Linked DNA regions of Homo sapiens: region 1 is linked to region 2. A link is a loop called in an ENCODE intact Hi-C map of the cell type or tissue named here. Cell type or tissue: CD4-positive, alpha-beta T cell. All regions are shown on one strand. Each heading gives the region's core, and the rest is flanking DNA. Links, peaks and the distances in the headings are about the cores only.

Region 1 (16,000 bases), core at 7,283-15,282, 200 kb before region 2:
TGACCTTGGACTGAGTTACACCACTGGCTTTTCTGACACTGAGGCTTTGGACTTGAATGGAGCCAGGCTACTGGCATCCTAGGCTTTCCGGCCTACAGACAGCCTGTCCTGAGACTTAGCCTCCATTATCATCGGAGCTAATGCCGCTAATAAAGCCCCATCTCATATATCTGTATCCATATCTATCTATATTTATATCCTATTGGTTTGGTATCTATGTAGAACTCTAATATAGTATACAAGCAAACCAACAGCAAAAAGAGAGTTTTAGTTTTTCTTTTGCAATACTTACAGATTATTTTGTTTTCTTATCTTAATGCATTTACAAGAACTTTTAAATGCATTAAGATTTAATTTTTGCCATTTTGAGTAATTTTTTGTTCGTTAGCCTGCATTATACTTAATTTCCTTCTATTAATGGTTTACTTGGTGATTTCTTAAGAATGACTCCCAAGTGTAATCAAATGGTTTCTCAGCTTCATCTTTAACAGAGTAATGGAACTGGTGGATTATGTTGATACCTTACCTGATTCAACCCAGACTTAAATTCCTGGAATAAACTGCTTGGTCATAACACATTATTCCTTTGATGCTGGTAGTTTATTCAAAAGATTCATTTTTTTTCATAAGTAAAGTTAACTTATAGTTTTCTTTCCTGGTGCTATCTTTACCAGAACTGAGGGGTTTTTTTGTTTTGTTTTTTGTTTTTGTTTTTTAATTGAAAAGCTCTGCATTCCTTTCTATGGCAGGGGCTAGCAACCTTGTGATAAAGGAAAAACTTCAGGCAAATTAAATTTAAAGGAGTTTAATTGATCCATGAACGACTGGTGAATTGGGCAGCCTTCCCAGCCAGGGTAGGCTCAGAGACTCCAGCACAGCCAGGGGATGGAAGAAGGTTTGTGGACAGAAAAAGACAAGTGATGTACAGAAGATGGAAGTGAGGTACAGAAACAGCTGGATTGGTTACAGCTCGTGTTTGCCTTATTTGAACATGGTTCAAACAGTTGGCTACATTTGATTGGCCAAAACTCAGTGATTGTCACAAGCGGAGGCTATGGTCTGTTTACACCTCCACTTGCTATAGTTCAGCAGATACAGAAAAACCTTTAGGCCAAACTTGAATACATAAGAAGACAGCTTTAGGCTACACTTGATTTAACATTTGGCTTGCACATTTGTATCACCTGGAGAACTGTTTCAAGATGCTGATAGCTGGCACAGCCCACACCAGTTGAATAGATATTTCTTGGGGTGGGATTTGGACATCATTAGTTTTAAAAATCTCACTGGGTGACTCCACCATGCAGTCAAGTCTGAGAACAACTGTGTACAACTTGGAATAAGTAACATTGGAGCAATCCTTTTTATTACACATAAGGTTATATACAACTCAGCTTTGAACCTCTCTGATCTGGTAAATTTTCCATCTCTTTCTGGTCATCGGTTTCTCCAAGTTTTCTGCCTTGTCTTGGGCCATTTTTAATGTTTATTTTTTTCCCAAGAAATTAGCCACTTAATCCAGGTTATCAAATGTATTGGCATAGAATTGCACGTGATATTCTCTTCAATTTTCCTTTACTTCTGTGATTTTGGCTAAGTTTTCTTTTTTACATAGCTATACTTTTATTTTTATTTATTTATTTTTTTTCTAAATCAGACTTGCCAGGGGTTTAATCTGGTGTTTCAAAAAATGAGTTTTTGAGTTGATTTTTTACTTTCTGCTGTTGTTTGTGCTTTCCATTTCATTACATTCAGTTTCTGTCATTATTATTTTTTATGGAGAATTTCTTTTATTTTCTTATTGTAACCTCTGGGCTCATACATTTCTTCATTGTCTTATTAGTCATTCTTTATAATGAAGGTTTTGCAGTCTATTAATTTTCCTCTGACTATAGCTTTTGTTGTATTCTGTTGATTTTGTGATATTCTCTTATTTATTGCTCTTCTAAAAAAGATTAAATTCCATTATCTAGGGTGGTGTTTCTCACTTTTTAAGTTATTAAAACAAATAAAATAAAATATTTATAATATTGGATTATGATTAGGGAGAATCTGGCTTGAGAAAAATCTTTTTTATTTTATTTGTTGAGGTTTACTTTATGTTTAGGTATATGACAGATTCCGTGGATATTAGAAGATAATATTTACTTTCTGTTAAGGTAAGTGTTTCTCTATGTATCTATTAAATTGAGTTTGTAGGTTGCAGTGTGCAATTTCTCTATGTCCTTACTGATTTTTCTTTCTATTTATCTACCTGCTATGGAAAAGAAGCATATTGATTTCTTCAAATATATATGTATTTCTTTTATCAAGTTCTCATTGTTTTTCTAACAGTTTTCAGATCTTGTATTTGATGTTACTATGTGCTGAGTGCTACTTCGAGTGCTTTTTAACATTAATTCATATATTTAAGCCCCCTGACAATCGCAGGAGGAGAGTACCGTGTTCCCCCAGTTTTGCAGATGAAAAAGAAAGGAGAAAATGAAACAATCTCTCCAACACACCAGAGTTAGTAAGAAGTACATGGGAGATTCAAACCCAAGTGGTTTGGGTCCAGGGTCTTGTTCCCCCACTGTTGCCCTGCCTCCGACATCAACAGCACAGTTGGTGTCTCCCCTTCTTGCCAGTGGCTTTTTCATTACATGGTTAACATAGGTTCTCATTTCTTCTTCTTCCTCTTTTTTGCTTTTTTTGTTTTGTTTTGTTTTTTGTTTTTTGTTTTAGAGACCCTCTGTTGCCCAGGCTGGAGTTCAGTGGCATGATCATGTCTCACTGCAGCCTCGACCTCCCAGGCTCAAGCAGTCCTCCCACTTTAGCCTCCTGGAGTAGCAGGATTGCAGGTGCACAGCCACCACACCCAGCTAGAATGAGTTCACGTTCTTTGCAGGGACATGAATGAAGTTGGAAACCATCATCCTCAGCAAACTAATGTAGGAACAGAAAACCAAGCACCACATGTTATCACTCATAAGTGGGAGTTGAACAACGAGAACACATGGACACAGGGAGGGGAACATCACACACCCGGGCTTATCGGGGGGTGGAGGGAAAGGGGAGGCAGAGCATTAGGACAAATACATAATGCATGCGGGGCTTGAAACCTAGATGCTGCGTTGATAGGTACATCAAACCACCATGGCACATGTATACCTATGTAACAAACCTGCATGTTCAGCACATGTATCCCAGGACTTAAAGTTTTTAAAAAAATAAAAAAATAAAAATTTTTTGTAGAGACAGGGTCTTTCTATGTTGCCCAGGCTGGTCTTGAACCCCTGGGCTCAAGCCATACTTCCACCTCAGCCTCCTGTTGTGCTGGGATTACAGGCGTGAGCCACCACACCGGATCCTTCTCTGTCTTCTTATGTGACCCCTTTCCTGTAACTCCAGTCATTGCGCCCCAGGTGAGGCAGGATAATCAATGCTGTTTTCTGCAATGTCTTTGGACTCTGACTTCAACTTCAATTCATCAACAAACATTAATCAAGCTCTTACCATGTGCCAAGCACTAAGCAGTAAGCAAAGCAGACAAAACCTTGCCCTCATGGGCTTTATAATCTAATGGGGTCAGACAGACAGACAACAATAAATAGAATAAGTGAACAAGGTGGTCAGTGCTCGGAGACCAATAAAACAAAGTCAAGGCAATTGGGGGTGCTGGCTGAGGCACTGTGATTCCACTGCGATAGTTGGGAAAGGCTTAAATGAGAATGTTACTGGCGATGAATTCATACGGGTCTGCAGCAACCTCAATTCTTGCCTCCACGGAAGAAAGGATTCAACTGAGGGGCATAAGGCAGAAGGAGAGACTGAGGCAAGTTTCAGAGCAGCAGTGAAAGTTTATTAAAAAGTGTTAGAGGCCGGGTACGGTGGCTCATGCCTGTAATCATAGCACTTTGGGAGGCTGAGGCGGGCAAATCATGAGGTCAGGAGTTTGAGACCAGCCTGGCCAACATGGTGAAACGCCATCTCTACTAAAAATACAAAATATTAGCTGGGCGTAGTGGCGGGTGCCTGTAATTTTAGCTACTCGGGAGGCTGAGACAGGAGAATCGCTTGAACCTGGGAGGCAGAGGTTGCAGTGAGCTGAGATCATGCCACTGCACTCCAACCTGGTGACAGAGAGACTCAGTCTCCAAAAAAAAAAAAAAAAAAAAGGTGTTAGAGCAGGAATGGCTGGGCGTGGTGTCTCACGCCTGTAATCCCCGCACTTTGGGAGGCCAAAGCAGGTGGATCACCTGAGGTCAGGAGTTTGAGACCAGCCTGGCCAACATGGTGAAACCCCGTCTCTACTAAAAATACAAAATTAGCTGAGTGTGGTGGTGCATGCCTGTAATTCTAGCTACTTGGGAGGCTGAAGCAGGAGAATCACTTAGAACCCAGGAAGGGAAGGTTGCAGTGAGCCAAGATCAAGCCACTGCACTCCAGCCTGGGCGACAACAGAGCGAGACTCCAACTCAAAAAAAAAAAAAAAAAAGCGTTAGAGCAGGAATGAAACAAAAAATGGTATACTTGGAAGAGGACCAAGCAGGCGACTTGAGAGATAAAGTGCGCTGTTTGACCTTTGACTTGGGGTCATACACTGGCATGCTTCTGGGGTCTTGCGTCCCTTCTCCCCTGATTCTTCCCTTGGGGCAGGATGTTACCTGGAGCAGTGGCCTGGAGAGAAGCATGCTGAGTGTGCTTCCTGGAGTTGTACGCATGCTCAGTTAAAGCGTTCTTCCCTTACCAGTCAGATGTCCCCAGGAGGTCATATACCAGTTAAACTCTGCCATTTTGCCTCTTAGTGTGCATGCTTGAACCTACTTGCCCAACTCTTGAGATCTTATCGGGAAGCTGCTGATCACCAGTTTCAGGTATTTCTGTTCATTGGGAAACTGCCTTTCCCTGGTGCTGACTGCAACCAATTATTATTTTAGAGAGACAGTTAACAGCTGCCTGACCATGGTTGCCTGACATTCCTAGTGGTGGGGGAGGAGCCCTCTCCTGCCCTGTTCATGTCTGACTAGCTAACTACTGTAACTAGAAGATGACACCTTCTTCAGAAGCTTGAAAAAGGCAGGGAGACAAGGTAAGGGAGGGAGACAGGCAGATATCTGGGTGCACAGCATTCCAGACATAATGAAAAACCAGGGCAATGCCGCCAGGTGAGCACCTGCCTGGCGTATTTAAGAAACTGAAAGGAAACCAGGGTGATGGAAGGGTGTGAGGAAAGGGCAGGAAAATAGCTTGTGCAGGTGAGAGAGATGCTGGGGGCTGGATGGTGGGGGCCATGCAGGCTCTTATAGGAACACTGGCTTTATTTCTAAGAGAAATGAGGATCCCCTTGATGTTGCTGTTAACTAATGAATGACAACACTGCAGCTAAGTTTAATCAGGTTTTCTCTGGCTGCTGTGGAGAGAACAGAGCAAGGTTGGAGGCAGGGCTGTGAATTAGGAGGTGACTGCGGAATCAAGGGAGAGACAATGTGGCTTGGACCTAAGTGATGGCCATGGGGACAGTGAGATGTAATCTGATTTGGGAAATATTTTGAACATGAAGCCAACAGGATTTGCTGATGAATTGGGTGCGTATTACGAGCAAAAGACAGGAGCTGTGATGACTGAAAGCTCTTGATATGGAAAAGCTTTTGGTGGCATGAGCTGGGAAGGAAGTTCAAGAATTCCATTTTGGATATGATAAGTTTAATACTGTTAGGAAATAATTCTCCATGGGCTGTTTATATTTCTGCACATTGTGGCTTTCTATTCTGGATGACTTTTTTTTTTTTTTTTTTTTTTGGAGACAGGGTCTGACTCTGTCACCTTGGCTGGAATGCAGTGGTGCAATCTTGGCTCACTGTAACCTCCGCCTTCCGGGCTCAAGCCATCCTCTCACCTCAGCCTCCTGAGTATTTAGGACTACGGGCACAGCCACCACTTCCAGTTAATTTTTTTTTTTTTTTTTTTTTGAGATGGAGTCTCTCTCTGTTGCCCAGGCTGGAGTGCAGTGGGGCAATCTCGGCTCACTACAACCTCCAACTCCTGGGTTCAGGTGATTCTCCTGCCTCAGCTTCCCAGGTAGCTGGGATTACAGGCATCCGCCACCAAGCCTGACTACTTTTTTTGTATTTTTTTCTAGAGACGGGGTTTTGCCATGTTGACCAGGCTGGTCTTGAACTCTTGGCCTCAGGTGATCCATCCACCTCGGCCTCCCAAAGTGCTGGGATTACAGGTGTGAGCCACCATGTCTGGCCACAGCTAATTTTTGTATTTATTGTAGAGATGGGGTTTCTCCATGTTGCTTAGGCTGATGTTGAACTCCTGGGCTCAAGTGATCGGCCTGCCTTGGCCTCCTAAAGTGCTGGCATTACAGGCATGAGCCACCATGCCTGGCCTCCGGATGACCTTTTCAAGACATCAAAAGGCATATAAACTTCATATTTGTATTGTGAACAGCCTTAGTAGGCAGAGATAGTGTCTCCCTTCTGGGCAGAGGGCAGATTTGTTTGCTATTCAGGCTAATAAAGATAATGTCTCCCTCTGGGGCAAAGGTTGAGCAGATTTGCTTGCAGCTCATTATAAAATACAGAGTTTTTCAAAACTCCAGGTTTCTCAGTCATGTGTAGAGCATCTGCCTTGACCCCCTCTGTACCACCCCAGAGACTTGGTGGGGGATGCAGGGAGGGAACTGATGCAAACATGAAGCTCATGCTGCCTGCTATGAGGTGGGTAATAGGATCTTTTGTCTCTGATCCAGGAGTCTCATGTCTTCTGCTGGAATTCATGAAGCTATGGCAGAATACCTTGTTAGTTTGCAAGTAGGGTCAAATCCCCAGCCCCTTTTTCAGTTCTTGACAGAGATGTCTATTAGACATCCAAGTGGCGATGCTGGGTGAGCAACTGAGTGCATGAACTTGGAGTTTGGGGAGGAGTACAGGCTGGAAATATAAACATGTGAATTAGAGGATTTCTTTATAGCCATGCATCTGGATGGTGGAGAAGAAAAGCTATGGAATTAAAGCCTGGGAAAAGCCAGCACAGAAAATTGGGGTAAGGAAGGGGAGAGGACAGCTGGAAGAGAAGGGATTAACCAAAGAGGCTGAGAAGGAACAGCTGTGAGATAGGAGCGAACCCAGAGAGCAGCATCCTGGAAGCCAAAGAAATAAATAAGGAGGAAGGAAGGGACAACTGTGACCTTTGTTGCATTAGGCTAAGTAACTATTGAATCTGGTAATGAGGTCACTGATGAGCTTAAGAGTAGCGTGTGTGTGTGTGTGTGTGTGTGTGTGTGTGTGTGTGTGTGTGTTAGAAGGGCTTAGGAGAAGATGGAAAGGGAAGAATTGGAGATACGGTGAGCTAGACAATGCTTTTGAGGAGTTTTCCTGCAAAAGAAAGAGAAACACGAGATCGAAGCTATAGAGGGCTGTGGGGCCAGGAGAGAACATTTTTTATTTTATGGTTTTTGAGATGGAGTTTCGCTTTTGTTGCCCAGGCTGGAGTGCAATGGTGCAATCTCAGCTCAGCCGAATCTCAGCTCACCGCAACCTCCGCCTCCTAGGTTCAAGCAGTTCTCCTGCCTCAGCCTCCCAAGTAGCTGGGATTACAGGCATGTGCCACCATGCCCAGCTAATTTTGTATTTTTAGTAGAGACAGGGTTTCACCACGTTGATCAGGCTGGTGTCAAATTCCTGACCTCAGGTGATCCGCCCGCCTCAGCCTCCCAAAGTGCGTGATTACAGGCATGAGCCACCACGCCTGGTCAGAACTTTTGTTTTTAACCAGAGAAATACCAGGGAATTCAAATGCTAGAGGAAATGCTGCTCTCGGGAGGAAGAACTGATGATAAAGGAAGGAGAAAATGGAAGTGTTGGAGTGATGTCCGCAGATAGGTAAGACAAGGTGGGGTCTCTTTGGCAGATGGAGGAGTGGGTCTCGACCTGGAGCCTAGAAAGTTCATTCACAAAAACAGTCCGCGACACCGATGTAGAAAAGTGGGGAAATTAAATGGCAGGAGCTTGGTGGGAAGCTTCCTTCCCCCTCCCTTGTCAACCTGGGAAGCAAGGTCCTCAGGCAAGTGGGGAAGGAGGAAAGTCAGAGGCAGGAGGGGAGAGAGAGCTGGTGGCTTCATGCCTGGGAGAGTGACAAGACCAGCAAAATGCAGCGAATGAGACAGCATTGAGGACCCGCTTGCGGCTCATGGCCTTAGAGGGAGAACCTGTCCCTTTATGGAGGCTGTACAGTGTGGCACTCAGGAGCTGTGGCAGTTATGCTTCTTACCATGTGGACAGCATTGTTCTGCCAGGAGGGAGAATTAATCAAGCAGGCAGAAGGAAGCAGAGCAAGAGATAAAGCGGGTGACTTCTGTGTTTGGGTCCCTGGTTCCAGCTCTTCCCAAATCCCACCTCTATCCCTGAGCTTCTTTCAGTTAGACTGTTTCATTCTATCAGACACGTCATCGTACCAGCTATAGAGACAGAAACCCAGCCTGAGTGGCTCCAACTAATATGGGGCTCATTCTTGGGTGTGAAGAAAAGTCTAAGGATGGGCCGGAGACAGCAGAGCACCAGGAACCCAAGCTGTTTCTTTCTTTCTGGCTCACCACCTGTAGTACTGGCCTCTGTCCTCATGGTCACAAGATGGCTGCTGGAGCTCCAGCTATCCTTTCTACATTCCAGTCCAAAAGAATGGGAATGATGGCTGGGCACCATGGTTCATGCCTGTAATCCTAACAGTTTGGGAAGTTGAGGTGGGCAGATTGCTTGAGCTCAGAAGTTAGAGATCAGACTGAGCAACAGGGCGAGACCCCCATCTCTACTAAAAATACAAAAACTAGATGTGGTATCAGGTGCCTGTGTCCCAGCTACTTGGGGGGCTGAGGCAGGAGAATTGCTTGGGCTTGGGAGGTCGAGGCTGCAGTGAGCCGAGATTGCACCACTGCACTCCAGCTGGGGTGACAGAGTGAGACCCTGTCTGAAGTTAAGAATAGAAAAAAAACAATGGGAATGGCAAGGCACAAAGGGAACTCAATCCCAACTTATTTAGGATCTTCCCTCCCACCCCAAAGGATTTCTTGGGAGCTCTACCAATTGTATCTGCTGTCTTCTTTCCGATCACTCCTAACTTACAGGAAGGCTAAGAACCGTTGCTTTTGGTTTGGGCTCATTGTCACCCCAACTAAAATCAGAATTCTTGACCAAACAGGAAAGGAAGAATGGGTATTTGAGAAGCAGCTAACAGACTCTGGCATATCAAACAGGCTTCCAGTGAACTTCTGTTTTCCTTGTGGAATAGAGTTCTTAGAGGGCAGGTGCAAGGAGAGCCTTGTAAGGGAAGCACAGAGGCTGTGAGTCCTCAGAAGGTCAAAGTGCTGGGACAAAACAAAGTCAGATCATCTCTTAAGCAATGTGGTGCTTTCTGATTTTCTTCCCTCCTCCCCATCTCCCACTCCCGCCCCCAACACCGTACACTTAGCCCTTGTGGAATAGAATTCTTAGGGGTTCAGGTAAAAGAGATTTGAGAGACACAGAGAGAAATAGCAATAGGTGCAGGATGGGTTGACATTGGGGTGCAGAGAAGAAGCTACAAACAAGATGGGAGAGGTGATTTGGGGACTACGGGGCTCAGCCTGCCGACTTAAAGATACAGGGGCTAAATAGAAACATCTGTGGCATACAGAACCTTTGAGAGGGGTGAGGAGGGTAAAGTTAAGAAATTAAAAAAGTATTTGGACCAAAAATATTTGAGATCTAATACATTAGTTGCTCTCAATTCTTCTTTGGTGAGATGGATATTTTTAACTCTTTTCTTTTTTGGTGAACTTTTTCCTAACCCATTCCATAGCTCCCATCATGACCATGCAAATAGTTATTACTAATCACTTTAAGAAAATCCAAAATGCCCAAAGAATGACAATGAATTTAGCATCATTTATATATCACACATTTGAAAAATGGATCTACAGTTATTTGTTCAGTCAGTAGATGATGCTTGATGCATAAATGGAGTAAGAGTTGTTAAACAGTCACATTTCTTGAGAAGGTTATCAACACTCCAGTGTCATTGTCTGGGTAAGGTCTGCCCTGACCAGCCTGTTTCCCCTTGTCCTATTTTAGTCACTCTAGCAAGTCAGCTTCCTTTTCTTTTTCTTTCTTTCTTTTTTTTTTTTTTTTTTTTTTTTTGAGACAGGGTCTTTATCTGACACCCAGGCTGGAGTGCAGTGGTGCAATCTAGCTCACTGTAGTCTTGAACTTCTGGGCACAAAGAATCAAGTAGCTAGGACTACAGGTGAGCACTACCAACCCTAATTTTTAAATTATTTTTCTTTGTAGAAAAGAGGTCTGGCTATGTTGCCCAAGCTGGTCTCAAAGTCCTGGACTCAAGCAATCCTCCCGCCTCGCCTCAGCCTCCCAAAGTGCTGGGATTATAGGCGTGAGCCACCATGCTCAGCCTCTTTTTATTTTTTTCATAGCACTTATCACTCTCTGATATTACTTGTTTATATATTTGTTTGTCTTGACCTGTCTGCCTCCTTAGAATGCAAGCTTGATGACAGGAGGGACTTTCTGTGTCTTATCCGTGGATGAATTCCCATGAATCCCTGGCATGAACACTGTCCTAAGTATTGAATCAATTCTCAACAAATATTTGGTGAATATGATTTGTTGAAGTCCTCAATATACGGCTTGGCACCTAGTAAGTGCTCAATAAATGTTCGCTCTTATTGCCGTCATCGTCATCATTGTCATCCTTGTCATTGCCACAGTCATAAATAAGCCTATGGCCCCAGGGGTTAGATTAGGCACCCATAACACATATAATCAACTTTTTTTTTTTTTTTTTTTTTAAGATGGAGTCTTGCTTTGTCGCCCAGGCTGGAGTGCAGTGGCACAATCTTGGCTCATTGTGACCACCACCTTCCAAGTATCTGGGACTACAGGCATGCACCATCATCCCCGGCTAATTTTTGTCATTTTAGTAGAGATGGGGTTTCGTCATGTTGGCCAGGCTGGTCTCAAACTCCTGGCCTCAAGCGATCCACCTGCCTCGGCCTCCCAAACTGCTGAAATTACAAGGCATGAGCCACCACGCCCAGCCCACAATCAACATTTAAAGAAAAAAAATGTCTGCCAGTGTAGTCTGAGACTTGGACTGCGTCCCCTTTTCAAACATCAGAGCCTTGCAAGGGTAGCATAGAGGCTGTGAGTCCTTAGAAGGTCAAAGTGCTGAGACAAAACAAATTCAGATCATCTCTTAAGCAATGTGGTGCTTTCTGATTTTCTTCTCTCTTTCCCATCTCCCACTCCTGCCCCAACACCCTACTCTTGCAAATTGGTGTGATTTTCTTCTGCACACATGGTAGGTGCCCTCTCCACATAGGACCTCGCTTTCCTTTGCTGTCTCCAGATTTTTTTTACAGGAAACTCTGCAGTCAGAGGAATGTTATTTACTACCTAGAGCTCCCTCTGCTGATGCATTGGGTAGATGATTAGCCTGGAAGCCTGCGGATTTCAGCAGAAGCACAGCTGGGCTCCTGGCGGGGTTTGTCACCTGCCTATGCCTGTGGTCTGATCAGAGGCTGTTTCTTTCTCTTGCACTGGGGAAAGAGGTACAGGTGATGCCTGTCTGTCTGTGACCTCGCATGCTGTGGGTGGGGCTCCAGGGACGTTCAAGGTCCTGGCTCCTCTGACCTCCACGTGGAATCCTTGCACTTGCAAATGCTTATTGGAGAGACTCTGGGATTCCTAGTGGGCTGGGAGGGTGTTCAGCGTACCACTCACTGACACTCAGAAACAGGTGACCCACCTGTTCATGATTTCTGTCTCAACGCAGAAGTGAAACGTAGGGGGAATTTTTTAATTTTTCAAGAGCAAAATTTGTAGAGTCTGGGTGAAAACAGGCTCTAATAAACCAAAAAGAAATAAATGCATGATCGAAATTTTAAAAAAGAATGTATTTGGCTAAATTTAACTCTTAGGCTGAAGTTTATTTAAATGCAGAAGGCATATCCAGCCCTAGCTCTCTGGCACCTGGGGCAGGAGCATTGAGGCAAGGGGAGAACATTGCTTTACAGACCACCCTGCCAATGCAACCAGGCTAATATTCCTTCAACACTGCTATTGGCCGGTGCTATCATTTTGTATAAACTGTATGACACTCTGCTATATACACTGCCCCATTTCCCTGCCTCCAACCCCCCAGCCTTAAAACATACGTATTATTTTTCTTCACTACTTACAGTTGAGAGTATCGAGGTTTGGTGACATTAACTAACCTGCTTAACATCACACAACTAACAAGTTGCCGAGATGGTGTTTGAACTTGGGTTCCTTGAACTTCTAAGCATGGGGTTCCAACCTGCCAGCATCCCAGGCTCATTCCTACCTGCCCCATAGATCAGTGTTCATTCCACCCCCAAAATGTATTCAGTGCCCTGCACTGTGCAAAGCACCAGAAAAAGTAGAGATGAATGAGACTTGGTCCTAACCCTTGGGGGTATGTGCAATCTTCTATCAAAGTCGAGGATGAGGTTTTAGTGCTACTTTCTCCAGGCAGCCCTGGATACCTTTGGACACTCATAATTGGCAGTGCCCTACTGTTACTAATAAAAACTAATAACAAAATAAATAAAAATTAATAAATAAAATAAAAATTAATAATAAAAAATTAGTGGGTGTGGTGACGTGCACCTGTAGTCCCAGCTACTTGAGAGGCTGAGGCCAAACAATTGCTTGAGCCTGGGAGTTTGAGGCTGCAGTGAGCCATGATTGTGCCCCTGCACTCCAGTCTGATCAACAGAGTGAGAACCTGTCTCAAATAAATGAAGAAAAATAAATAAGACACATATCATCTAACATTTACGGAGCACTTACTATGTGTCAGTCACTATAGGAAAAAGCCTTTCTTATGGATTATCTCATTGAATCCTTATAAGAAACTTATGAGAATGGCCCTTTTATCAGCCTCATTTTACAGATGAGAAAACTGAGGCCTCGAGGTAAACAACTGATACTTAGAAATCCGAGTCAAAAAGTAGCAGAGCTGAGTAAACCTGGGAAATCTGACTCTTAACCATTTTGCACACTGACTCCGCTGTGGCTGCCCCCTCCTCTGACCCCATCCCGCGCCTGTCTTGTCCCATGACCTCTTCTGACAGCTCCTTGAGAGAGAAGAACCCTTTCCCCCTGGCCTTCCACTTTCTCTCACAGCCCCGAGCTCAGTGCTGGGCACACCTAGGAGCTGAAAACTACTGATTAACTGATTTACTCCCCCCTTCACTGGAAAATGGCGATGAAACAAGATTTGGGGTGGAGGTGGGGAGGGAATCCCACAGATCAGTCTGGGGCTTCTTCAGAGCTCTGGCTCTTGGTCAAGTGAGATTAGGAACGATATTTTAAGAGCAGAGTTCCTTAGGAAATCTTCTACACGCCTATAGTTTGCTTTCCCAGCATGACGTCCGGCACATAATAGGGTCCAATACATCTTTGTTGAATGACTGAATGAGCTTTAAAAATTCTAAGGACTCTCACTGCTGTTGCTAGGGCTGCCGCTGGAGTCTCAGGCGGTGCTTTCGGCTCTGTCTTATACATCAAGCTCTGCCTGTCTCGCTTTTACACCACAGTGGAAGCCAAAGCCGGGGCCCCTTCGAATGCAAAGTGGCTGCTTTTGCTTGGTTTGGCTTAGAAGACATGATGCCCGGCCCCTGCTCCCAGGGGTTCTGGCACTGCCCAAACCAACTGCGCCCCCTGGTACTGAGATACATGTGCACTGCAGATTCGTCAAAATTCACGCCCTTCTCCCACTCCAAGCCACCCGCTGTTCTGATCTCATCTTTGTCTCACCTCCTTACCCAAAGATTCTTGAGGTGCAGGAAGACAGCTCCAGTGACCCCAGAAGCTTGCCTTCCTATTCTTCGATCTCGGGTGATTTTTCATCCTAAAACCATCACATAAGCTGTTTATGGCGTCCATAACCCGCCTGGAGCCTTTAAACCTCTTTCTTGCATGGCTTTTTATAAGTCTGAGATAAACAAACAACTCTCTCTCCAGGGACTTGGAGCCCAGATCCTTAACCTCACTCCTTAAGCCCCTGGCCCCTGAGGGAGTGGAGCCAGAGGGTGGGCCCCAAAGGACTGTGGTTAAATGTGAGATGTGGAGGAAGCAGATAACATCATTGCTGCTAACGGGAAAAATGCGGCCAGAGACCTTGAAGCAAAGATGAGCCAGAGGGCAGGGTTGCCAAGAGGCTCCAGAGCAGCCTCTGCTGGGTTGAGAAGCTCTGCTGAGACACTAAGAGAGCGTTCTGGCAACATGTGAAATCTTGGGGGCTGTCTCCTCCAACCCCTCATTTGGCACTAAAGAAATCTAAGTCCTGGGAGGGGAGGTGGCTTGGCCAAGGTCATATAACCTCGGGAGGCTGCGTGGAATAAATGATGGAATCTGTTCCCTGCACCTACTTCTTTCCCATCAGACCCTGATCTCTATAGGGCATCCAAGTTGTTACAGGGAGGCTGGCTTCACCCCAATGGCGGAGGTGAAATATGGGATCTTGGCCAAGTTGATCGGCATTTTCTAACTTCCTGGCCACACTGATTGGTCTCGGAGTGACCCAGAACTTAAGACTGGTCTAATCAGAAAAAAAATCTCCGAACCTTTGAGGAAAATCCTGGGAAATACTGACCCTCCTTTCCCTGGGCTAGAAATGAACACAGGATACAAAGTAGTCGCAGCAGCTGAGGCCAGGCATCGTGTGACATCAAGAGGGAATAAGGTAGACTCCATGGAAAGCAGAGAGGAGAGATGGAAAGAAAAGGAATCCCAGGTGATAATTGTGAGTTGCTAGATCAAACCTCACCTGAAGCCTTTCCTCTGCAATGTTCAGCTACATGATCCAGTAAAGTATATTTTTAAGACAGACCGGGCTGGGCACAGTGGCTGATGCCTGTAATCCCAGCACTTTGGGAGGCTGAGGCAGGCAGATCACCTGAGGTCAGGAGTTTGAGATCAGCCTGGCCAACATGGTGAAACCTCGTCTGTACTAAAAAAAAAATTAGCTGGGCGTGGTGGCACATGCCTGTAATCCCAGCTACTCGGGAGGCTGAGGCATGAGAATTACTTGAACCCAAGAGGCAGAGGTTGGAGTGAGCTGAGATCACACCACTGCACTCCAGGCTGGGTGATGGAGTGAGACTGTGTCAAAAAAAAAAAAAAAAAAAAGACTTAAAAGATAGACTTAAGTCTTATTACTGTTAGTAATAGATGTTATTGCTTGTAAACAAAATATCCCCAACTGATAAACAGATGACTGGTGGCCCTAGAAACTTGCCTCTGGTCTTTTACTCCTGGTTAGGGGTGCTGGGCCCAAAGGGAAGGCCTCTATGCCAGGCTACATGCCTGGCTAAGCTTTAGATACAACTAAGGTTGATTGGTTTGGAGTTTACAACCCCCACTAGCATACATTTTATACTTTTCTTGTTCAGGCAAGTGGACTGGCTAATTACATGGGTTCAGAAAGCATTTTTTCTTGGCGCTTACTCCCGTCCTGCCCTCATGAACCCTTAGCATTTTTGCACATCTCTACAGCAATGCTTATCTCACCATATATATATATATAATATTATATATATTTACATATAAATATATATATTATATATATGTTATATATTATATATTATATATATTATATGTACATATATATAAATATATTATATATAATATATTTATTATATACATTATATATAATATATATATATACAATATATATATATTTATATATACGTTTTTTAGATGGAGTCTTGCTCTGTAACCCAGGCTGGAGTGCAGTGGTGTGATCTCGGCTCACTGCAGCCTCTGCCTCCTGGGTTCAAGAGATTCTCCTGCCTCAGCCTCCTGAGTAGCTGGGATCAGGGGTGTGTGCCACCATGCCCGGCTAATTTTTGTATTTTTAGTAGAGACGGGGTTTCACCATGTTGGCAAGGCTGATCTCGAACTTCTGACCTCAGGTGATCCTCCTGTCTTGGCCT
Region 2 (8,000 bases), core at 1-8,000:
CTGGGTTCAGAGCCTTAGCCAGGCAACTTGGTCTAGCCAGGGTTCCATAGCATTGTTCCTTTTTCCTTTTGTTTGAATTTTAGGAATCATGACCATCATTTTTTTTAACAACATAAATGTTTATGTTTAAATGTGAGCCAAGTAAAATTATCCAGTGAAGGGAGGAAGTGTTAGGAAGTACTGCCCTCACCCAGCACACTCAGTTTACAGATGGTGGGAGCAGGGTCCACAGAGTACCATGGAGCCAAGCAGTGTCACAACCCCGGGTGTGGCCAGGCAACGGAGCTCTGATGCCTGCCTCCAGCTCTGGTACCTGTCCTTCCACCACTCCCCTGGATGCTGCATGGAGCCAAGCAGAGTCACAACCCCGGGCGTGACCGGGCACTGGGGCTCTGATGCCTGCCTCCAGCTCTAGTACCTGTCCTTCAGCCGCTCCCCTGGATGCTGCAGGCCAGCCTATCAGATGCTTCCTTCACCTGGCCTCTGAGCAGGAGTGACCTTGATTCACAGCAGGTACCCAAAGCTGAAAGAGGGGCCAAATCCAGTTGCTTACCCCTCGCTGTCTGGGGGCTTTTAGAAATCGTGATTCCCAGGCCCAGCCCCAACCCACTAAACCAGTATCTCCCGTGTGGGCACCTGGGCATCTGCATTTTGTGAAGGCTCCCAGATTAGTCCAATGGGAAGGCAAGGCTGAGAATTGGTGAACTAAATGCTGTCATTCCTTCTGCATCATGTTACCTGAGGGAAGAAGAATTGAGAAGAGAGAAAATAAAAGGAGAGAGGAGATGGGGGTAGAAATGCTAATATTGAATGACACAAGCAAACGCAAAGGAGATATTTACAGCACGGTGCCCTTTTGTCAAACTTACAGATACACAAAATAACACTATACATTGTATGTGAACACATACGTATTAACTAAAAATATAAATACATGAATGTGAAGGATAGAAGTGTCCTCTGGGTTGGGAGATGGTGGTTGAAAGCTGGGAGGAACTTCCCAGTTGTCTCTGCAAAGTCTAATTTCTTTAAATAATTGAATAAAACATAACAAAATTGGTACATGGAAGGGCACTGTATTATTTTTCTGTACATTTTAATACATTTTGAATTATTTCATAAATCTAGATTGTATTGGAATTTTTTATATCTGACACATATTTGTATTAGGAAAATATTGAAGTATGTTTCAGAAAATAAGACAAAATCTGACCACCTCCATTCTTCAGAAGATGAATAGCTTTTTATTTATTTATTTATTTTGACACAGAGTGTTGCTCTGTCACCCAGGCTGGAGTGCAGTGGCACGATCTTGGCTCACTGCAACCTCTTCCTCCTGGGTTCAAGCGATTCACCCACCTCAGCCTCCCGAGTATCTGGGATTACAGGTGCTGCCGCCATGCCTGGATAATTTTTGTAGCTTTATTAGAGACGAGGTTTCGCCATGTTGTCCAGGCTGGTCTCAAACTCCTGACCTCAAGTCATCTGCCTGCCTTGGCCTCCCAAAATGCTGGGATTATAGGCATGAGCCACCACGCCCAGCCTGGATAGCTTTTTAGATATCCCTGACCATGGGCAGGATGTTGATTGCAGAATGATGGAGAGGTGGTTGAGAGAGGGGAGAGGGACAAACAGAGGGACAGAAAGAGGACAGACCTAGAGGAGGAGACAGGCTGACATCCCTGGAGGTCTGCATCTTGCTGAGGTCCTCGGCAGTGCCACGGAAGATTGTGCTGGGCAGAGGGCGGGGTGCCCAAGGTGTCCTCTGCCTGACTGCTTGAGGACTTGCAGGGTCCTGTTGTCCCCTAACTGCTGCTGTGGCCACATTTTGCCTTGGCTGTAATTAATATGCAGAGGAGGAGGCCTAGCCTGACTCTCGTGGTCTTCTTTGGCCATCTTGACAGAAGCCATCAATGACCCAGAGATGGATGAAGCCAGATGCTGAAGAAGCTGACCCCTCAGCCCACTCTCTGCACCAATAGTTAGCCCACAGTGTATCCAAAATGACACACTTGTTGAAGACGCCCTCGATAAATTGTCAGCCAATTTTCTAGGTGTTTCACTGCTAAGAAGGGCAGCTCACTTCCAGCCTGGGACTTGAAGGGGCTGTGTTGGAGAGGGAATATTAGCTTGGCTCCCAGGTCTGGTGCTATGGCTTAAATCCCTGATCTGTGTGGCCTTAAGGAAGTGTCTTCACCTCTCTGAGCCTCTGTTTACTCAAATGTTGAAAAAGGACATACTACTATTAATGATCATACTAGTAACAGCTACAATTTGTGTTCCAGGCCTTGTCCTAAGTGTTTTCCCAACATTGACTTAATTCTCATTTCAACTCCATGAGCTGGCTACAGCTGGGAAACCTGCCCAAGGTCACACAGCTTCAAAACGGCACGGCTAAGTTGAGAACCCAGGTAGTCTGGCTTTAGCATTCATGCTCCTGATCACAGAGCCGCGCTGCCTCTTGAGAGGGCTGTGAAGAGGATTAAATTTAAAAAGGCACAGGAAATGCTGTCCCAGTAGCAACGCTGAAAGGTGCATTAGGGAGGGAGAGACTGTATCATGAAATCCTTGAATGCCTGGTGTCACCCAGGATTCTCCTGGTCTCAGGAGGTGTGTAGAGGTAATAGGCAAATTTCGCTTCTCTTCCTAAAGCCCAACCAGGAAGGAAATGTTCACAGTCAGCCTTGGTTGCCCATTCTAAGTTTGGACACTTGCAGAGCTCAGGAGGATCTTCCCTGTGCATAGATGAGGCTGTAAAGTGAAGAGTACAAGCTTCAGAATCAGACCTAGGATGGATCCCAGCCTTGCCCCTTGCTTCCTGGGCGACTTTGCCTGAGTCATGTAACCCCCTTTCTGTGCCACAGTTTACTTTTCTATCTCATCGGATAATATCTCCACCAAAGATAAATGGGAGGATGAAACAAGAGAATCGTGCAAAATCTTGGGTAAACAGTAGATGCTGTTATATGGAGCTTGTCTCTGATGGGATGATGTGAAGCCAACAGATGATGAAGTGGAGCTCCATGAAGCTCCACTTTTCCCTTGAAGCTGGGAAAGTTAGCAGAAAGTTGCATGATGGCAATGACTTTGATTTAGTAGACAGTGTGGAAATCCCAGTCTCGCCTTGTCAAACTCCTCTGAAGTGAAAAGCCTTAATGGGAATACCCCTTAAAGGAAGAGGTAGTGACCCACCCACCTGCGGCAATGAAGAAGAACTTCTCGGAGATGCGTCCTGACTGTCCAAAGGGAAGCAGCCCGGCTTCAGTATCAAGGTGCAGCTGCCGGCTTGCTCTCTGCAAATTTCACAGAAAGAGCCATCTAGTGGCCTGAACAACTGCGGTCCACCGGGTCTCTTGGAACCACCTTGTGTTGGGTGTTTCATGGGTCCTTTGAGGACTAAAGGGAGTTCGGTGTCTGAATCCAGCCAGACTTCAGAAGTCTGGGCACGGCTGGCTGGTCATACACGAAAAGGTGCCACTACTGCTCAGCCCCTTGAATAAGGAACTTCTCCAGTAGCAAACTGTCTACCCGAACTAGATGCCTCATGTTCGCAGGGAGGCGTCTCACTCTGTCAATCATGGCAGGAGGGGCAGGAGGAGGAGGAAACAAAGCTTTTACCTGTCAGCCAGGCAGCCGGCCTCTCTTGCTGGTTGCTCCTCTCACTTCCAAAACTCTCCTGGGTGGGACAACTCTGGCTCATAAACCTGCTGAGATAACCGCTGTGAGCCTCAGTTCCCACATCTGGGAACAGTGGGTAATACAAAAGAACAAAATCAGGTCCTTTGCAGCAACATGGATGCAGCTGGAGGCCATTATCCTAAGCAAATTAATGACGCAGGAACAGAAGACTACATACCACATGTTCTCACTTGGAATTAGGATCTAAACATTGAGTACACGTGAACATAAAGATGAAAACAGTAGGTTGAACCCGGGGGCTCACCCCTGTAATCCCAGCACTTTGGGAGGCCGAGGCAGGTGGATCACAGGAGGTCAGGAGTTCGAGAACAGCCTGGCCTACATGGTGAAACCCCGTCTCTACTAAATATACAAAAATTAGCTGGGTGTGGTGGTGCATCCCTGTAATCCCACCTACTCAGGAGGCTGAGGCAGGAGAATCTCTTGAACCCCGGAGGCAGAGGTTGCAGTGATTGGAGATCGCGCCACTGCACTCCAGCCTGGATGACAGAGACTTTGTCTGGAAAAACAAAAAGCAAAAAGGTGGTGACAGTAGACACCGAGAACTTCTAGAGGGGGACAAGGGTTAGAAAACTAACCATTGGGTACTACGCTCACTACCTGGGTGAAGTGGTCAATCATACTCCATACTTCAGCATCACACAATACACACATGCAACTAACCTGCACAGGGATCCCCAGAATCTAAAATAAAAGTTGAAATTATAAAAATAAAATAGATAAAAATAGATAACAGATGCCCAACATTGTGATAGAATCTGTTTATTGAGTTGTTGGTAGGATGGTTGTCTGTCTCATGCTATTAAAATATAAGCTCGATAGGAGCAGGCATCTGTCTGTCTTATTCACAGACATGTCCCCAGCACCTAAGATGTACTTGGCACTCAGTAAATATCTGTGAATGAATGTATGAAAAGTCGTTGTAGGAGTTCGCATGAAATGATGTGGGTAACCGCTACCTTTTATTAACTGCTAACTATTCTGAACTGTGTCTTTGCACTGGTTAAGTCAGCGTATCTTTTTAGCCCTGCGAGGTTTTGATATTATAGATAGTTTACGTAGGAGGAAAGCAAGGCTCAGAGAGGGTAAACGACTTTCCCTAGGTCACACAGCTGGGAAGTGGTAGAGCTGGATTTCAGATCCTCAAGAGTGACTCCAGGGCATACATTTATAACAACTTCATCGGACGGTGCCCATCGTGTCCTGGTAGCATATCATGATCACCATGATTTCCATGGCCTACTTCTTGCTCTGAACAGTTGGAGAACTGGACATTGGATACACTGCCTCCAAAGGGAGTGACCAGAGTTTCCTTCTGGATGATGACAGTGCACGCGAAAGTTGGTAGTGATGAGGTTTTTGCATATCCACCCTGAAACTTGGTAGAAAATGTCAGGGCCTATTGAAGTATATGGCCAAGAGGGGTACATTCCATCTTGTGAACAGCAGCTCTCAGTCCAGGCTGCAGAAATCATTTTCCAAAAGCTTGAGTGTAGGCACTGCTGTCACTTTGATTCCTGTGGCCTTCCAATCGACATTGGATGTCCTGCAGGCCATGCCAACCTCAGGCATAAACAGGAAGTGCCAGTGGGGCACCCGCAGCTTACAGAGAGCAGACCTTCAAGATGGCAGCCTCCTTCAGGAACTTGGCCAATGAAAACTTGCTCGGAAGCCCCTGTCCCCAGTAGGTTGGGCCAAGGCAAACACATGCTCATAAAGGAGATTTAGGGGGTGACAGCAGCATATTCATTTGTACCTCTGCATAGTAAAAATAATTTATTAGCAGCTTCTGGGGAAGCTCAGTTCTGAAATCACATGGATGGCAATATTAGGAGCCTATTTCTTTCTCTCTCTCCCCACCCCAAATGGTTCCGGCTTTCAGATGATAGAAATTAACTGGGTTTGTGTGTGTGTATGTGCATCTATATTTATTTATTTACAGGCGCCTCTCCTTATTTATGTCTCTGGCTCCGTGAGCATTTCCATTTCTTTAGAGGCCCTGCGGTAATGAGCTTACAAGTGAACCATTCATTACCCACTGTGGCAGGGTGTGTGTGGGGGATAGGGCCCACACAGGCAAAGGATGAGTTTGAAAACTGGGTGTTTTTCAACAGCAGGAGACCCATTTGTCTCCTTAAGTGCCCCGTCCCAGAGGACCTGGATCGGAGAATGTTGGGGAGGAAGGATGATGGTTAGGACAAGAGGGCTTCCTGGGAGTTGAATCAAGAGAGACAGAGAAGGTGTATAGGGAAATAAAACCAGGGGACAAATAGAATATTGTGGTTTGTGGCTTTCAGGAGTCAGGGGCGTGGCACCAACCTAGAAATGAATCTCAAATAACAGAGGTAGAGAATGAATCACAGGCAGCCAGGCAAGAGGACTTTACACCAGGAACCCAGGCTTTTCAGATAACTCTCTTACTTCTGGACTCCTCCCTTCCCCACCCCAGGCCAAAGATCAGCTCACTTAGTGATTGCTTTCTTCCAGGGCCTTTGGTGGAAGTGGTGTTTCCTCCTGGGGGGGACTTTAGAAACCTGTGGGGCACTGAGCCAAGCGTAGTTGTTAACAGCCCACAGGAGTAACAATGTAAGTTTATAACCATGCTGTGTGATTTGAGGCAAGTTACTTAACCTCTCTATGCCTCCATACTTTCACCTGTGAAATGTGGATACTAATTGCACCTACCCAATAGAGTTGTTCTGGGGTTTTTTGTTTGTTGATGTGTTTGTTTATTTTTGAGATGGAGTCTCCCTCTGTTGCTCAGGCTGGAGTGCAGTGGCGCAATATTGGCTCACTACAACCCCCACCTCCCAGGTCCAAGCGTTTTTCCTCCCTCAGCCTCCCGAGTAGCTGGTATTACAGGCGCACACCACCACGCCCAGCTAATTTTTGTATTTTCAGTAGAGACAGGGTTTCACCATGTTGGCCAGGCTACTCTTGAACTCTTGGGCTTAAGTAATTCCCACGCCTCAGCCTCCCAAAGTGCTGGGATTTCAGATGTGAGCCACCGTGCCCGGCCCTGCTCTGAGAGTTTTAAAGATAATCTATATAAAGTGTGTAGCTCAGTCATTAGAGTAAATGTTCACTAAGTGTTAGCTGGGATCGTTGTTATTATAAAAGGAGTTGGGCTGGTCCTCTCACCACACCTTTGCACATGCTTTGCCCTTGCCTGGAAAGCCCTTTTTTCCTTTGTCTGTCTTGCTCCTTTCTTCTCAAGATGAGGCTGGAAAACTGCTTTCTCTGTGAAGTCTCCTCCATTCTCCTTGGACCCCAGACCATGTGAGGCTCCACACCCTTGATGAAATTCAAATCCTGAGCACACCCATCCCTACACTCCCTTTTGGTCCTATATTAAAATAACTTATATTCATACTTACTTTCCTCTCTTTTCTCAGAATTCCACCAACAGCAGGAAGCATACTTTAGTTCCCCTTCCTATATCCTTTTCCCCTGCCCCATCTGTCAGGGAGTGGACACCCAAATAACATATGTGGAATGAATAAACCTGTGATTTTAACCCCAGCAGACCCAGCCCTGCTCAATGTCACAAATCTTTTAAAACATTCCTTTCACCCAACCAGAAATGAAATCCAGCCTTATTCTATCCTACTTAAACACCCACAACTCTAAAAAAGATCAATAGACTGCTAAAATAGTATGAAGAAGAAATATATGACAGCAATTTATAAACAGATAATATGTTTTATTATTTAAATGATGATGCCTGTAATCCCAGCACTTTGGGAGGCTGAGGCAGGTGGATCACTTGAGGTCAGGAGTTCCAGACCAGCCTGGCCAACATGGTGAAACGCTGTCTCTACTAAAAATACAAAAATTAGCCAGGCATGGTGACGTGCACCTGTAATTCCAGCTACTTGGGAGGCTGAGGCAGGAGAATCACTTGAACCCGGGAGGCAGAGGTTGCAGTGAGCCGAGATCATGCTACTGCGCTCCAGCCTGGACGACAGATCGAGACCCTGTCTCCAAAATAAACGAATGACTGACTGACTGACCGAATGAATGATGGGTGCAACAACATTAGCACTTCTCAATTTTTTTTTTTTTTTTTTGAGACAGATTCTCACTGTGACGCCTAGGCTGGAGTGCAGTGGCATGATCTTGGCTCACTGCAACCTCTGCCTCCCGGGTTCAAGCGATCCTTCTGCCTCAGCCTCCCGAGTAGGTGGGATTACAGGCACCCACCACTACAACTGGCTAATTTTGATATTTTCAGTAGAGACAGGGTTTCATCATGTTAGCCAGGCTGGCCTCGAACTCCTGAACTCCAGTGATCTGCCCAC

What was found. Peaks named below come from ENCODE experiments on the same cell type or tissue, not always from the same donor. Only the 100,000 strongest peaks of a DNase experiment are listed, where the experiment ranks them.
Region 1: it touches region 2 in a loop (2.6-fold over the local background); 67 of 110 quality-filtered maps call a loop at or near these places.

The regions. Positions count from the first base shown.
Region 1 is chr16:17,472,383-17,488,382 of GRCh38, reverse strand. It overlaps LOC105371106 (a long non-coding RNA gene), which reads left to right and starts at 4,694. Exons shown (of 3, transcript XR_933144.3): 1 at 4,694-4,856; 2 at 7,765-7,871. In CD4-positive, alpha-beta T cell, for the core only: CTCF peaks have their summits at 11,227 and 11,427 (motif pointing left); a DNase peak (open chromatin) is centred at 11,492; H3K27me3 peaks cover 227 bases.
Region 2 is chr16:17,273,613-17,281,612 of GRCh38, reverse strand. The region is part of intron 2 of XYLT1 (xylosyltransferase 1); the gene reads left to right. Among named protein-coding and RNA genes, the nearest start is that of XYLT1, 190 kb to the left of the region's middle. In CD4-positive, alpha-beta T cell, for the core only: no CTCF peak of the experiment used is centred there; a DNase peak (open chromatin) is centred at 3,322.